2 separate regions of the Homo sapiens genome follow, and region 2 is linked to region 1. Evidence: read pairs that join two places in POLR2A ChIA-PET (ENCODE). Cell type or tissue: Panc1. All regions are shown on one strand.

Region 1 (8,000 bases):
GAGCCTGGCATCCTTAATAAAGTTGCAGGGATGGGAGGTGCCGTCCCTACATCCAGGCCAATGCCGGGCACGTAGCAGGTAGTCAGTGAATGTTTATTGAATTAAACTGAAGAGACTACTGTGACCCAGGATGGGATACAGAGCAGTGGCAGAGTTCATATAATCCAGTCCCAGAATGGGAGCTTCAGAGATCATTAATTTCAAATTGTGGTTCTTGGCCATATTCAAAGTAAAAGGCATCAATCAGATCAATGGGGTGGAGATCCACTCTTGCCTGGGGATATCAATCCCCTCAAGATCTAGCGTTGGTCTCAGATGTTTCCAGTCTTTTTCAAACTCAACAGAAACGTAACGGTAGTAACAAACTATGGGCCTTCAACCTCATGAATTTGAAATACAAGGGACCAAAAAAAGGGGAGGCTTTTAATTTATTAGGTATATAAAAGTGGATATTTTCATTAAATACCAATAGAGTTCTGAGCAGACAGGGAAATTACTTGAAATTACAGGACATAAATTATAGGAAGCCTCACTTCCTGTGGCATAATTGCTCTGTGGATGGGAGTGTCCTCCTGGGTGCGTGTAATGTGCTGTCACAGGGACATGGGTGTCTGTAATGCAGGAGGTGTTGCTGGCCCAGGTGCTTTGGGGTCCCACCGCTAAATGAGTTAGTGGTGTCTTCCCCTGAAAGAACAGACAGGACAACTCACGTTGCGTCTTGCTCTGTGCCCTCACCCTCCCTTCTCCCTGTAAAAGAAAGCAGGCTCAAGTCACATCCTGAATGTAACCTGTAAGGTGTCCTGGCACTGAGAGACAAGGTATAATAGCAGAGCACGTACTGACCTCTCTAAATTTTCCAACCCTAGTACAGTCTATAAAAATGGTGAGTCCATTCATTCGTTTACTTATTCAACAAACATTTATTGTAGGACTACTTTGTGCTAGGCATTGAGAATCCAGAAATAAAGCAGACCTGATTCCTGCCTTTGGAAATTGGTTTGTCCTAGACCTTTATCCACTGTGACCCAGGGTCATAAGTGCCATAATATGAGGGTCTGTGAAACACCAAGTGGCCACGGAGGAGGGAGTGATGCATTTCTCCCAGAGAGGCTGGGCAGGTTTCACGCGGAGATGATGCTGTGCCCTGCATTCGCCAGGAGCAGAGACCTTGTATGCTCAGGACAAAGCTGGCCCAGAGCGTTTCAGGAGAGGAAAAAAAAAGAGAAGGAAGCTGTGCCTGTCCTCCGAAGGGAGGTGGAGGCTGCCCAAACCCCCCAGGTAGGGGCTAGAGTCCCCATCCTTCTTCAGACACCTGGTAGAGGTTTCCTAAGGGTGTCTCTGGCTGGTTGGTTGATGAATTAGAAATACCTTCATTGAACCTCCGAGATCTTGAGACCCCCAGACAGACTTCTCAGCCTGGCTAGGTTTGAGCATGTCAGCTCCTTAACTCAGGTGTGATGAGCAGATGGAAGGAGGGAGCTCGGGCCACTCGTACTGAAGGGGAGGAGACCTTGACAAGGAAATTCCAGATGGGGGCCTCCTCTGCCAGGTTTACATCCCTCTCCTGTCCCACTTTCATGAGTGTGCCCCTGGATGATCACAGCACACAAGGGAAATTGAAAATGGGGAATGTGTTCCAGAGAACAGCGACTGGTGATGGGGATTCACTGGAGCGCTGCTCTTCTTTGGGCCTCGGCCTCCTGCCTGGCCCAGCTGTGCACAGTGGGGCTAGAAAGAAAGGGAGAAATAGAGAGAGGAGCTACACCACCAACTGGGCCCGAGAAGTCAGAACACCATGGAATAAATCCTCGTCAGACTACACTTTGAAGACAGAAAGCTCAGAGCTGATACATTAGCAAGCGCCTCAGAGACGATGGTGTGGCCACATCTTGTCTAGCGCTTTGTATTTTTTAGAGGGTTTTCACATCTATGAGGCCTTGGGCCTGGCCGCCTTCACCTTTTTGCCTTTTAGGTTTCAGCATAGATATTTCCTCCTCCAGGAACTCTCTCTGGCCATCGTCCCCCTTCCCTGACCCCAGGGTGCCCCTTCTAGGAGTGGACCTAGCACCAGCTCTTATAGCAGCGGCTCTTACTTGTCCCTGCGTGTCTTATGTTGGTTGTGAATACTATTTCTTGCCTGCAACTCCCTTCTCTGACTGTGGGCTCCATGGCAGTGGGGACTGTATTGGTTTCACTGTTGGACCCCCAAAGGCATGAGAGTGCCTAGCACATAGTAGGTGCTATTCAATGAGTGTAGGCTGAATAAATGAATGAATGAATGACAAAACTGGGGTAGGCATGGCAGATTTACTCCCTCCTCATTCTAAGGAGAAAGTAGAGCCTCTAACAGGCTGAGAGCCTGACCTGAAGCCCACAGACCTGGCATCTGGCCCGTGCTTTCTGCATCCTAAGGGGCTGCGGGTCCCAGCAGGTTGCCCAGTGAGCTGGCCATGCCCACCATGGCCCTCCCTGCCACTCTCTGGGAGGCCCACCTCGATCCCAGCACCTTTTCACTTGGATCGGCCGCTGGCCATGGATTGCCATGGTTACTACACCAGCCCTGGCAGTCTCTGTGTGACATTTTGGTTTTATTTGCTAAACATTTAAACACTTGGGCTTAACCCTTTCTGCCTCAGAGGGGGCTTTCCTGCCCCTGCTCCCTGTCCCTCAGGTGTGAGGGCCCCCGGCTGCTCTCCCTGGCCCTGGCTGGCGTCTCCGATGGGGTGGGTGTGCTCGTGGTGGCAGCAAGGCTTGTTTCTCGGCTGCCTGTATTGACTTTCTGTTTTGTCTCTGGGGAATGTCATCCTGGATCATGCTCTCACTGGGTGGTGCTGTGTCCATTAACAGGTGTGAAAAGCCCTGCTCCGGGCATGTTAAGGCTTGACCTCCCCGTCAGCTGGGGTTCTGTTGACTTCCAGGCAAACGCCTCTTGCCAAGTCCTCCAGGAGCTTCCTTAGCTCCAGGAGTTCAGGACGGGGTGGGGAGGGGTCATCTGCCCTTGAACCCTGGCAGGAGGACAGAGGGGAGACTGGTTTCGGGAAGAGTCCGTGTTTGTGAATGGGAAGGCGGTGCGTCGCCTGGCCTCCCACGCCTCCTCCCCTGCGGGCTTAAGATGAAGCCTCCCAGGAAGAGGAGGCGGCCCGGGAGGCTGAATCCACCCAGCTATGTGTTACCTTGGAAACCACACACTTGTCCTCGCCCTAGGCCATGTGAAGTGAGGGGGCCGTGGACACGCTTCTCAGGAAGCTTCCAGTGTAACTCAGGATACAAAAAATCACAGTCCCAGCATGGGCAGCTGAGAGAATGAAAATGTTCAAAAAAAAAAAAAAAAAAAAAAAGCAGCCTAACAACTGCCCTGCCCAAGGGGCTCCCACCCCAGCAACCCTCTGCCCATTCTACATGGGACGAGAGGCCAGGGCCAGTTTGTCTGGGATGCTGATCACTTGTGAGCTTGGACAAGCTACTTGTTCTAGCTCAATCTCAGTTGTGTTGTCTGTAAAGTGGGCAGATTAGGCCAGAGGATCTCTGAGAACTCTGATTGTAGCCAGAATTCCATGTCTGAGGGGCACTGCCTGACAAGGAGAGGAAAATGTCGGGAGAGTGGCTGTGAGCGGTTTTTGGTAACAATGACTGACCTGGTTTGTGTTCAGGAGGCCCTTTGTGGGACTGTCCGAACAACTTCTGTCCCTTCTCTTAATAGCCTTGCCTCTGCCCAGTCACAGAGCTGGCTGTCCCCTAAACACAGCCTCAAACTTGACATAGAAAACAATAATAAAGACAGCTCTTTGGCTCCAACATCTTAAAGTTTAAAGGTGACTCCTCTTGAGTCTCTTACACACAGGAGCTGGTCAGACAGCTTAAAGTTTTCAGGATAATAGAGTAAGTGGCCAAGTCCCCTGCCTTAACAATCCATTCCAAACTCCTTCCATGAACGCGCACTCCCACTTCTCCAAAGTCATGGGGAACAAGTGCTCAGCTTAATAGAATATTCTGTTTCTCCATCATTCTCAGCAAACTATCGCAAGGACAAAAAACCAAACACCGCATGTTCTCACTCACAGGTGGGATTGAACAATGAGAACACATGGACACAGGAAGGGGAACATCACACACCGGGGCCTGTTGTGGGGTGGGGGGATGGGGGAGGGATAGCGTTAGGAGATATACCTAATGTAAATGACGAGTTAATGGGTGCAGCACACCAACATGGCACATGTATACATATGTAACAAACCTGCACGTTGTGCACATGTACCCTAAAACTTAAAGTATAAAAAAAAAGAAAAAAAAAGAATATTCTGTTTCTCTGAGAGTGCCAAGGTGTGTCATCCCTGACTTTTTCAAAGTTAATCCGTTCTATTTGGTTTTGTTGTTACCATTTTTCAATGATGATCATTTCCCCCGTGGCAGCGGTTCTCAATCAGGGGTGTGCCTCAGATCCCCCGTGTCATATCTGGGTCCTGCATAGGCAGGTGAACCCCACTGCCTGGGAATGTGTGTTTTGACAGCACCGCAGGGGGGCCAGTGCACACTCTTATTAAGAAACATGGCACTCAATTAAGCTCAGGGAGGCCAGCGTCTTCCCAATCATCCCTGCAGCCACCCCTGCTGTGCCTAACGAAGAGCACTGTGCATAGTAGGACTCAGTGACTCCTGGGGTAAGGATCATTGACTCTCTGAGAATTTGTAAAGTTGGAAGGCACTGTTGAATCTTTAGTGTTTGGAGGCTTCTATACAAGTGTTGTTGCATTGTGCTATCAAGAAAATTCTGATAATTCTAGTTTCCTGTTGAGTACAAATCTAGTAAAATGACATTTTCCTGTTTTTAAGAGAAAAAATGGCAAAATCACCACTGCTCAAATTCTCCAAAACCCAACAATTGGACGAGGAAAAGAGATGAACTGCCCCGATTTACCTTTGAATTAAAGAATTCGATGCAATTCAATTGAGCAGTTTTGTTTCCTCCAAAGGCATCTCCCATACAAACCTGTCCTGTTAGCATGATGGTGGGAGAGACACTGAGCCTGCGGTCCGTAGACCTGGGTCCAAGTTGAGACTTGTTCATTTAAAACACTTTTTAAACTTGTGGTAAAATATACATAACCTATAATTTAGCATTTTAACCATTTTTAAGTATATGGTTCAGTGACGTTAATTGTCTAATTATATTCTTATATATATATTTGTATCCTTATTATTGTATATTTGTCACCACCATCCATCTCCAGAACTGACTTTTGTCATTTTCTGTGTGGCCTTGTGTGCCTCCACCAAGGCTTGTGGTGAGCTCTCTTCGCACATCATCTCCACAAGCATCTCCCACTTTGTCAGCCCCTAAACTTACCTTTACCCTGTCCCATCGCCCTAACGTCACGGGCCGGGGTTCTGATTCCAAGTTTCGATTGGGGAAGTGGTTGGTAATCCCACAGGTGGTAATAGTGTCGCCTCCATCTGTTGATCTCTTGTGTGCTGGAGACTGTGCCTTTACTTTATCATCTCAGTGATTCTTGGCGACAGTCCCGTAGTTAGGCTCTGTATTCATACCCCCTTTATAGATAAAGCAACTGAAGCAGAGAAGGTAAGAGATGTGTCCACAGTCATGTGGCTGGTGAGGGCAGAGGGTTTTGAGGTCAACTGTTTGAGTTGACCATCTCCAAAGCTAGCCAGGTTGCCCTGCCTGGGGGAGAGAGGCCCGTCCTCAAATTAACTCTTCTACCCCTGGTTCCTACAATGGCTAGAAGCAGCCTAGAAGGTGGGCTGAGTCATGGGGACTTCCCTCCAACAAGGGTGAATATTAGGAAGCCTAGGGCTGAACAGTAACCCAGTGTTGGTCCAACCTTGCAGCAGCTCTGGAGGCCCTCATCCCAGCCACACCCCCACCTTGGCTGTGCCTTGTGGTGGCTCCTCTGCCTATTAAAATCCCTTCCTTCTCCTGGTTTCCCTATTGTCCTCCCCTTGGGTCCAAGGCTTGCCTCAAGGATGAGGCCCAGCACCCTTGGGGAGGTAGAAGGGCAGCCATCTCAGGGTAACCTGCCCAGCCATCAGAACTGGGACCCGCTTCAGTTTCTCTGCCTTGCCTTCTGATCCCAAGGAAGGCTAGGGTCTTCCTTGAAGCCTCACTGAGCCCCATACTGGGTCTTGTTCTTTCTTGCCTCCCTGCCTTCTGAGGGGCTGACTTCTACTTCTGCTCGCCTGGAGTCACAGTGTCCCTGATAGTCCCCAGGCCCTCAGGATCAGACCTGCCTCTAACCCCAAGCCATCATCTGCCTGGGCTGAGTCTGGTCTTTCCCTTAGACACTGTGCCTTGGGCTGCCAGTGGCCTGGGTGAGTCAGGCTTCAGCAGCTCTTCCTGTTTCCCCGCCCATATTCTCCCCTCCTTCTGCCCGTTCCTATGGTAAGGTGCCAGCAGCCTTCCACCCAAACTCCCCTAAGCTGGACCCAGGACTTCCCTAGATTAAATGCCCCCACTTCCCTGCCATAATCATGTCAATAATCCTGTTTCCACCCTGATCTTGCTACTCTGAACAGGATCTGCTTGGTCCACAGCAGCCCAGGGATCTGGTGACACACTGACCCTTACACACCACTGGGATCAGGTCAGTACAGAAGGCACCGACCTGCTTTCTCACTTTGTTACTGCAGCCAAAGACAGCCAGTGACTTTTAGCTTTCATGGTAGCCTGTTAGTTTATATTGAATTGAATATTTACTAAAACCCCTCTGTCTTCTCATGAGCTGCTAAGCAGCTCCCCACCCTCTGCCCCCTCAATCTCCCATCCTTCCTAATACCGTTGGCTTTTTAGGTGAGAACTGTACCTTTCATTTTCTTCTGTTACGTTTCCCTGCAGCTGTTTCAGCCCTTCATTCTAGTCTGTCCAGGCCTTTTAGCATCTCACTCAGCAACATGTATTTGGGGGCCTCCCAGCTTCCTGCCCTCCCACATGTGATGAGCCTGAGTATAATAGCTTCATCTAAACCATTGATACAAATGTCGAACCAGAAGTCAAATCTGGGAGGTAAACTTTCTTTGGTTGGACTAAAGACAGGAGAAGTAAAGAAGAAACTTCAAGGATTTGCAAATCTTTTTCATCTTAAAAGTTTTGTGGCCTCCTGTGAGGTTGTAGTTTTATGTGCCCTCCCACCCCAGCCCCCAAATAAGCCTGCTCTGCATTCATAGAACACGTGTTTATTGAGCCATGCTCTGTGAGGGGCACGGTGCCTGGTATGGGACAGAGCTGTGAACTACAGACTGGACCCGGTCTCGTGTTACTCACAGTCTGTGAAATGAAAGCGTGGCTGCTGGTGCTGGGGCTTGGCTGCTGGGGCTGAGTGTTGAGTCTGTGAAATGGACGGGTGAAGCCGTACACCTGGTCACTCGGTGAGATCACGTTGTGTCACAGGAGAGTGCTGAGGCATGGCCACCGTGGCTGGACGTTCTCAGAGACACTGCTCAGCCACAGCAGCTGGGCCTGGCTATGACCACTGACCTGTGACTACATCAGGCACAGCCACAAACCAGAGATCAGTAACCAGACACGGCGGAGCCATCCAGTGGGCGCAGAGCAGCCACCGCCTCTGAACTCAGAGCCACGAGGCGGCTCTGCGGGAGCCGCCCGACACCTGCCTGCTGTGTGATCGCCAGCAGACCCTGCCCCTCACTGCCCTCAGATCCCTCACTTGTGCATCTGGGGAGGAAGCTAAGGGCTCTCCAAGGTCCCTATCAGCTCTTTATGGTGCTTCTTGCTAGAATGTGCTAGAAACCATATCGATTTGAGAGCAAAGAGAAATTGCCACCAGTGGGTGTGTATGTGTGGAATGGGAGGCGGGGGAGTGGGCAGGGCGATATTTGTCTTCCTGCTGCTGTTAGAAATAGCAACTATTCTCTCCCCTGAGGACTGGACAAAAGGTGATTAATTCATTCAGCACAGAGCTATTGAAGGGCTGTTCTGAGCCAGGCACCGTGGGGACAGCAAGGTCCCTGCCCTAAACAGGCTTGTGATC
Region 2 (8,000 bases), 180 kb after region 1:
CTTCCAGAGGATACAAAAAAAGGGAATACTCCTTATGTCACTTTATGAGCCTTGAAACCCAAACAGATCAAGACAGAATGAGAAAGGAATATCACAAGTCCATGTTTTTCATAAACACAAACGCAAAAATCCTACATAGAATATAACATAGACATAGAATATATAGAGCACAATAGCATATAAAATTGAGACTTTATGGTCCAGTTGTTTATCCTAGGAATGCAAGGATAAGTAGTTTAATATAAAATCTATAAATGTCATCTACCATATTAACATATTAAAGGGAGAAAGAAATTGTGTGATGATTTCAATAGATGTAGAAATAAATTAAATTCAAATCCATTCAAGATTTTTAAATTTTATTCAACTAGGAATAAAAGGTACCTTCCTTAACCTGATAAAGGAGATTTACAAAACGCCTACAAAAATATCATTCTAAATGTTTTATCATAAAATATACAAAAATAATACTAAGTTTCCCTTTCGAATATCAAGAGCATCAAGAATGCCCACTATCACCATTTCCAATAACACTGTACTGGAACAATGCACTGCCTTCTCCCCCAAACCAGTGTAACACTTTTTTTTTTTTTTTGAGATGGAGTCTGGCTCTGTCGCCCAGGCTGGAGTGCAGTGGTGCAATCTCAGCTCACTGCAAGCTCTGCCTCCCGGGTTCACTCCATTCTCCTGCCTCAGCCTCCCAAGTAGCTGGGACTACAGGCACCCGCCACCACGCCCGGCTAAGTTTTTGTATTTTTAGTAGAGATAGGGTCTCACCATGTTAGCCAGGATGGTCTCAATCTCCTGACCTCATGATCTGCCCGCCTTGGCCTCCCAAAGTGCTGGGATTACAGGCATGAGCCACTGAGCCTGGCCAAACCAGTGTAACACTTTAAGATAGATAAAAAGCAATAAGGGTTGGGCGTAGGAAAGGGGGAAACTGGCATTATTTTCAGATAATGATTGTTTACATACAAAATCCAAAAGAATCAATAAATAAATTACTACAAACAAGAGTTTAGCATTGTGGCTGGATACAATATCAATGTACAAAAATCAAATTTATTTCTATATGATCATCAAAAAATTAGAAAGCATATTTTTAAAGGACATCACTTATAATAGCAACAAAAACTACAAAGAATCTAGGAATAAAATCCCCAAAAGATGTGCAAGATCTGGACAAAGAGAATAATAAATCCAAATTAAAGCATTAATGAAGACCTAATAAAAAGAAAGTTATCCCTTGCTTATGGAAGACTCAGAATCATAAAATGTCAATTCTCTCCAAATTTATATATTAGTTATTTATTATTCAATGCAATGCCAACAGGTTTTTGTTGTTGTTACTGCTGCGTGTGTGTGTGTGCAACTTGTTTGTGTGTGCAACTTGAGATGCTTGCCTTAAAATATGGGAAAACTAAAGACCAAGCATAGCCCAAAAAAAGAAGATGGATGAAGAATAAAAGGGAGATTTTGCACTACTAAATATCAAGACTTTTTATAAAGCTGTGGTAATTAAATAATGTGGTGTTGACATCAAGATAGACAAATTTTCCAGTGGAAGAGAATAGATAGATCAGAAATAGACCCATAAGTAACTGGAATGTTGATATATAACAAAGTTGGGAAAGGTGGGAAAGTTGGGAAAGGTGGGGCTAGTCAATAAACAAACCTGGGGAAAAATAAAGGTCATTTGTATGTAAAAAGTAAAATGGGATCCCTACCTCACACCATATACAAAAGTAAATTCCAGAGAGAATAAGGATTTAAAGATTTTTAGGAGTAAGAGTAAGTGAATAAATATTAGGGTACGGGGAAAAGAAAAACAGGATAAATATTAATAAATTCAAAGTTAAGAACATCTACCAAAATAGAAAATGAAAGGATACATATGGAAGGATAAATTTGCAACACATATAACTGATGAAGAATCAGTGCCCTAAGTTTGTGAATAATGTAGCAAACAATCCACTAAAACAATAATAAAAGACTCAAACTGACTGTTATATAAAGAGCCAAAGATGGCCTCTGTATCTGGGTCCCTGAGTTGTTTATTTCTTCACAGCAAGCTGGTATCTATTATCTCAAAAGCCTTTCAGCACCTAACTCAAATGTTTATACATCCAGGCATTTTAAATATAACACAACTAAGCAGATTTTTAGGCATTTAGAGCTGCTTGCCTGCTTTGTATACCTCATGAAACTGTGCCCAACATCTGTTAGTCATAGATAAGATAAATCTGTGGTTTATGAAGACTCCAATTTGCTGCTGCCCTTGGGAGCTTTCTGAAACAGAGACTTCCCACAGGCCGCTGAACAACATCACCTGGACATGGTAAGGCCACTCTCTTCTGGAAGTTTCCTTCTCTTTTCCCCTTTTGGATGGTTCCTCTCCACCCCCAATCTCTGGATCTTCTCATGCTGCCAAGGACTTCCCCTAAATACAAACCTGTCAAAGCTCACACAAATAAAGCTTGAGTGTGCTACTGTCACCTCCTGGTCATATATTTTTTCTTGCTCAGCCCTAAAAATCCCTCAAATGCCCTACACTGACATTTCACAGAAGAGAAACTACAGATGGACAATACATATTTAAAAGAGATGCTTAACCTCAATAAGGGCAGTTTGAGACCATGCATTAGCAAAAGCCAAGAAATCTGAGGTGTTAGAGAAGATGTGGATGCTGGTAGGAGTATAAACTGGTACAACCACTTTGGATAAAAATTTGGTACTATCATATAAAGTGGAATACTGGCATTCCAAAGTCCTATCAATTTTATTCCTAGGTAAATACACCCAAGAGACATTTTTGCACAGGGGCACCAGAAAGCAATGCTGATTTCCAACACTGTTGGAAAGAGCAAAAGACTGGAAATTGCACAAAGACTTGGCAGCTGGAGAATGGATAAATTATGGTACATAATGGATTTTTATGTAGCAGTGAAAATGAACAAAATGTAACTTCGGTCAATAAAGATGAGTAAAGAAAAATGTACCAGGCCCAGGCCTCTAGATGAGAGTTTGGAAATACACACAAAACTAAGAAAAGTAAAAATACATTGCTTAGTAATATATATAAATGTGAAAAGAAATTAAAGCAATATAATAGTTGTGTAAACACAAATTCAGGATGGGAGTTACTTCTGATGGAGAGGCAGTGGCACAAGATGGGGACCACTTACAAGCTGATGAAAGTTAATTGATAATATTTTAGTTCTTGGTTAGCATGTCAAGTTAAAGAAGGTGTTCATTATATTATTTTAAAAATGAATTCGTTTAATTTAATTTAAACGGGCCATTCAAAGACTACTGGTTATAATGTATTATTGGCTAATTCTGTGGTCTTTTTAAAAGAGGATTGTACCTACGTATCTTCTCAGGCCTTCCGGCCCAACCACGTTATAAATGACTAAGGAGTTCAATCAAGGCCATGGGCAAAAATGCAGCATCCTAAACCCATGTACCTACTCCCCACTGTACCCAAAACAGCGGCATTAACACAACGTAAAAAACCAAGGAAGACGTAGCAACAAAAACCTTAATTTCCTAGAGCGCAAACAAAAGAGGTTGAATCACGTGGTTCTTCCTCCCACGCCCGGCGCGCCAATGATGTCACCAATCTGCGACCAGACCATTGATTCCCGACTGAAGGTAGAGAAGGCTACGTGGTGGGGGAGGGTGGGGGGAGGGTCGCGGCCGCACTGGCAGTCTCCGGGTGTCCGGCCGTGTCCCGAGGAAGTGCAAGACCCGGTAAGAGCCTCTGTCCTTCTCGGCTACACCTGCCTGGGCTGGAACGCGCGGCCCATGCGGCCTCTCCAGTCTCTGGCGTTGATGTTAGAGGAAGCGTGGGGGCGCCCCGGCAGGGCACTGAGGGTGGCCGCAGGGCTGGGTGGGGACGCAGCTGGTAGGGGCACAGTGGCCGGTCTCGGCAGCCTTCCAGGAGGCGGACGCCCGGGCCGGTGTACTTTTGTGCGTGTGTGCGCGCCCGTGTGTGCGCGAGTGTGGGCGGCAGAGGCTGCGCACGGATGCTCCGGCGCTCGTGCCAGCCGGAGCCCAGCAGCTGGGTACCAAAGGCCCAACAGCTGGGTACCAAAGGCCCTTGTTTCCCTCTCGCCGGCTCCCCCGCCTCGGAGAGTGACTGGAGAGTGAGCTGCCTGGGACTCGCCGCGGTAGGCGCTTTTGCTGCGCCTTCTACCACAAACTGCGTTAGGACCGGCCCTTTATCCCAGAGATAACATCGCCGCCCTGGCGTGCCTTCCACAGGGAAGGCGTAGGAGGCCACTGTGGAAAGCTCACTGCGGGGTCACGGCCGCCGCGCTCAGCCTGTCTGGCCTGGTGCAGGAGGCCTAGTTGCGTCACCTCCTCTTCCTTCTCTGTTTAGCTTGATTTGGGGGCCCCACTAGAGGGTAATCCGGCCCCAGGTGTTTCGTGTTGGTATCAGAGTTTGGGAAACTTGCCTTCCAAAAAGGGATACCTGTCATTGGATTTTGAATGTTGTGTGGAGGAGCCCAAGTATGCAATTAGCGGAGGGAGCAGAGTCTAGGCTGCCACGGGAGGAGACTTGCAAACAGAGGCCTACACAGTGTCTTGTTGCTAGAGAGGGAGGCAGGATTGCTAGAGCGGGTCATTGGGGGCAGAGAAGGCAGGGGCGTCAAACTGTCAGCAGTTGTGATGCCAACTTCTTTCTCCACCAGAGAAGCCTTGTTCCCATCCTTTTAAAGATCTCTTGAAATATCTTGGTCGTTATTTACAAACAGTTAGTGCTTGCTATATGGGAAAAAGGGAAATAGAGTGGAAAGGGGACATGAACTTTGGAGTCAGGTCTGCCACTTTGCAGCTGTTTGACATTGAATGAGTTATTTAACCTCTCCACTCCTACTTGGGCTTATCTACAAAATGAAGATAATTATATCTACCTTGCCCGAGGTGTCAGAATTCGAAGTGTCTAGCTATTATTAGTAAGGGCCCAGTACCCAGGAGCTTGGACTTGCTCCCTTGCTGAAGGTTTCCTATTGGTACAGCTGCTTGAGAAGCAGGGGAACTTTTTGCTATTTTAGATGTTTGCTATTCTGCCAGATATGATATGCAGACTTGGGGGTGGTAGTGGAGGGGAAATCTCAAAATCCATAATCTCTCTGCTGTACACTTCATTAAATTCTAGAACTGCAAAGAGGTGAAGATCTCACTTTAGGCCGGGTGCAGTGGCTCATGCCTGTAATCCCAGCACTTTGGGAGGCCGAGGCAGGTGGATCATGTGAGGTCAGGAGTTCGAGACCAGCCTGGCCAACATGGTGAAACCCCGTCTCTACTAAAAATACAAAAATTAGACCAGCATGATGGTGCACATCTGTGATCCCAGCTACTTGGGAGGCTGAGGCAGGACAATCTCTCAAACCCAGGTGGTGGAGGTTGCAGTGAGCCAATATCCACCATTGCACCCCAGCCTGGACGACAGCGAAACTGTATCTCAAAAAAAAAAAAACTCACTTTATTAATTATAGCTTCTCATTTTATTTTATTATTTTTCAATTTTATCCCGAGTAGCTGGGATCACAGATGTGCACCACCATGCCTGGCTAATTTTTTTTTTTTTTTTTTTTTGAGACAGAGTCTCACTCCATCGCGCAGGCTGGAGTGCAATGATGCGATCTCAGCTCACTGCAAACTCTACCTCCCGGGTTCAAGTGAGTCTCCCTCCTCAGCCTCCCGAGTAGCTGGGATTACAGGAGCATGCCACCATGCCTGGCTAATTTTTGTATTTTTAGTAAGACAGGGTTTCACCATGTTGGCCAGGCTGGTCTCGAACTCCTGACCTCAGGTGATCCACCTGCCTCGGCCTCCCAAACTGCTGGGATTACAGGTATGAGCCACCGTGCCTGGCCTATGCCCGGCTAATTTTTGTATTTTTAGTAGAGATGGGGTTTCACCATGTTGGCCAGGCTGGTCTCGAACTCCTGACCTCAAGTGATCTGCGCACTTAGGCCTCCCAGAGTGATGGGATTACAGGCATGAGCCACCGCGCCAGGCCTTTCGCTTCTCTTTAGCACTTGCTATGTACCTGACACGGTGTTGAGCACTTTACATATACTAACTTATTTCATCCCTCTAACAACTGAGTGCACTAAATATTATCCCCATTTTATAGATGCAGAAGTGAATCTTGGCTAAGGTCCTGACATTAATTAACGGCAAAGCTGGAACTTGAAGCCAGCTGTGTGGTTTGAGTCTTGCTCTTTCTCAGTGTCTAGCAAGTCTTGCTCTTGCCCTTGCTCATCAGGCTATGTGGTTTGAGTCTTGCTCTTTCTCAGTGACTAGTATCCCAGCAATGTAAACCTGGTGCAGTGGGGGAAAGGAGGCCCAGACAGAGTTTAGTGGGCCAGGATTGGCTGCAAGAATAACATCTCAAATTGTCTAATGATACATTATCTTTTATTTTACATTTTTTACTCAGCATTGTCCAGATATGAACCAAGGTTTGGCCTTTTCACCCAGAGAAAAAGGACAGGCTCATGGGTACACTGTGCTGGGATGACGGGCACAAAGTAGGTATTCGGAAAATGCTTGTGGAAAAAAGAAATCCTGAGGCATTGTTATTTCTGCCAGAAGGAGGCCCAGTGCTTATTACACACAGGCTCCTTAAGCCAGCTATTTTTATACTATAACACACTGTAATATGAGCATTTTTCTGATTCATGGATTTAAAGATTTGAAGCCCTGTTTCAGACCAAGATTGGTAGTATTATCTGTGACCAACTGATTAGAGTTCTCAAATATGTGAACAACAGAATCTGAGCTTTTGGGCTTCTGTAGTAATCTCTTGAGATAGAGCAATTTGTTTTGCTATAACATCTGTTAGACTTGGACCTTAATGGGTACAACTGCTTGAGTTTTCTGGAGAACACTGGATGATTGTTTGACATCAGGGATAAAGAGTTCAAAATATTAAGTTTGTCTCAAAATTAAATATTTGGGAAAGACCTGTGATTGATGTGCATTCATTGTAGGAATAGTACACTAGTTTTAAACAGATGATATTCCTGGTATTTTTGATGAGCTATTCTGTGTCTTAAAGATGTTTAAAGATGACTTGTAGTTGTATAGTGAACTATTAGGAACATACAAAATTTATATAACCCATCCATATAGACTGTGACTTACACCCCCCTCAGTTCCTCCACCCAAGGAGGTCTAGTTGCTGCTTCTATACCCTCTGGTTACCTTGAAGCTACCTATTTCACCATCTTTATCAGACTTTATCAGACTTAATAGGTGAGACCCTCTGACATCAGCCTCCCTTTCCTTCTGTACCACCCCTTGCCACATGCACACAGAATGAAGCTCTTCTCCAAAAGGACTGTATATTAATCTACTTGCAAGTGGCACAAACCCAGTGTAAATTAACTTAAGCAAAAAAAGGTTTTTTCCTCCCTTTGATTATTTAACTAGAAAGTCCAAAGGCAAGCTTCAGGCATGGCTGGATCCTGGGGCTAAAATGATGTCATGAGGGCTTTCTTGGCCCTTCCTTTTTCGGCTCCGTTTTCTTTATTGACTTCATTCTCTCTTGCTGCTTTCTTTTTCTTTTTTTTTTTTTGAGATGGAGTCTTGCTCGTCTTGCTCTGTCGCCCCCAGGCTGGAGTGCAGTGGCACGATCTTGGCTGGCGGCAACCTCCACCTCCCAGGTTCAAGTGATTCTCCTGCCTCAGCCTCCCGGGTAGCTAGGATTACAGGAGCCCGTCACTACCCCCGGCTAATTTTTGTATTTTTAGTAGAAATGGGGTTTCACTATGTTGGCCAGGCTGGTCTTGAACTCCTGACCTCAGGTGATCCACCCGCCTCAGCCTCCCAAAGTGCTGGGATTACAGGCATGAGCTACTGTGCCCGGCCTTCTTGCTGCTTTCTCTATGCATACTGAAAAAGCTCCCTGTCAGCAACCCCAAGCCTATGACCTGATGGCTGTCTTTTAGCGTTGTAAATTAACCATTGCTGACAAGGAAATA

Evidence for each region. Peaks named below come from ENCODE experiments on the same cell type or tissue, not always from the same donor. Only the 100,000 strongest peaks of a DNase experiment are listed, where the experiment ranks them.
Region 2: POLR2A ChIA-PET joins it to region 1 with 12 read pairs; 3 of 35 experiments call an interaction of 5 or more read pairs at or near these places.

What each region holds. Positions count from the first base shown.
Region 1 is chr1:154,808,547-154,816,546 of GRCh38, reverse strand. All of the region lies in intron 2 of KCNN3 (potassium calcium-activated channel subfamily N member 3), which reads left to right. Among named protein-coding and RNA genes, the nearest start is that of KCNN3, 58 kb to the left of the region's middle. RefSeq lists enhancers at 2,315-2,972, 2,973-3,632. In Panc1, no CTCF peak of the experiment used is centred here; no DNase peak of the experiment used is centred here.
Region 2 is chr1:154,623,608-154,631,607 of GRCh38, reverse strand. LOC124904427 (a long non-coding RNA gene) reads right to left here and starts at 3,652. Exons shown (of 2, transcript XR_007066635.1): 1 at 3,541-3,652; 2 at 1-50. It also overlaps a transcript of ADAR not described here. RefSeq lists an enhancer at 3,740-4,525. In Panc1, no CTCF peak of the experiment used is centred here; a DNase peak (open chromatin) is centred at 3,497; H3K4me3 peaks cover 2,032 bases; H3K27ac peaks cover 2,627 bases; H3K27me3 peaks cover 227 bases.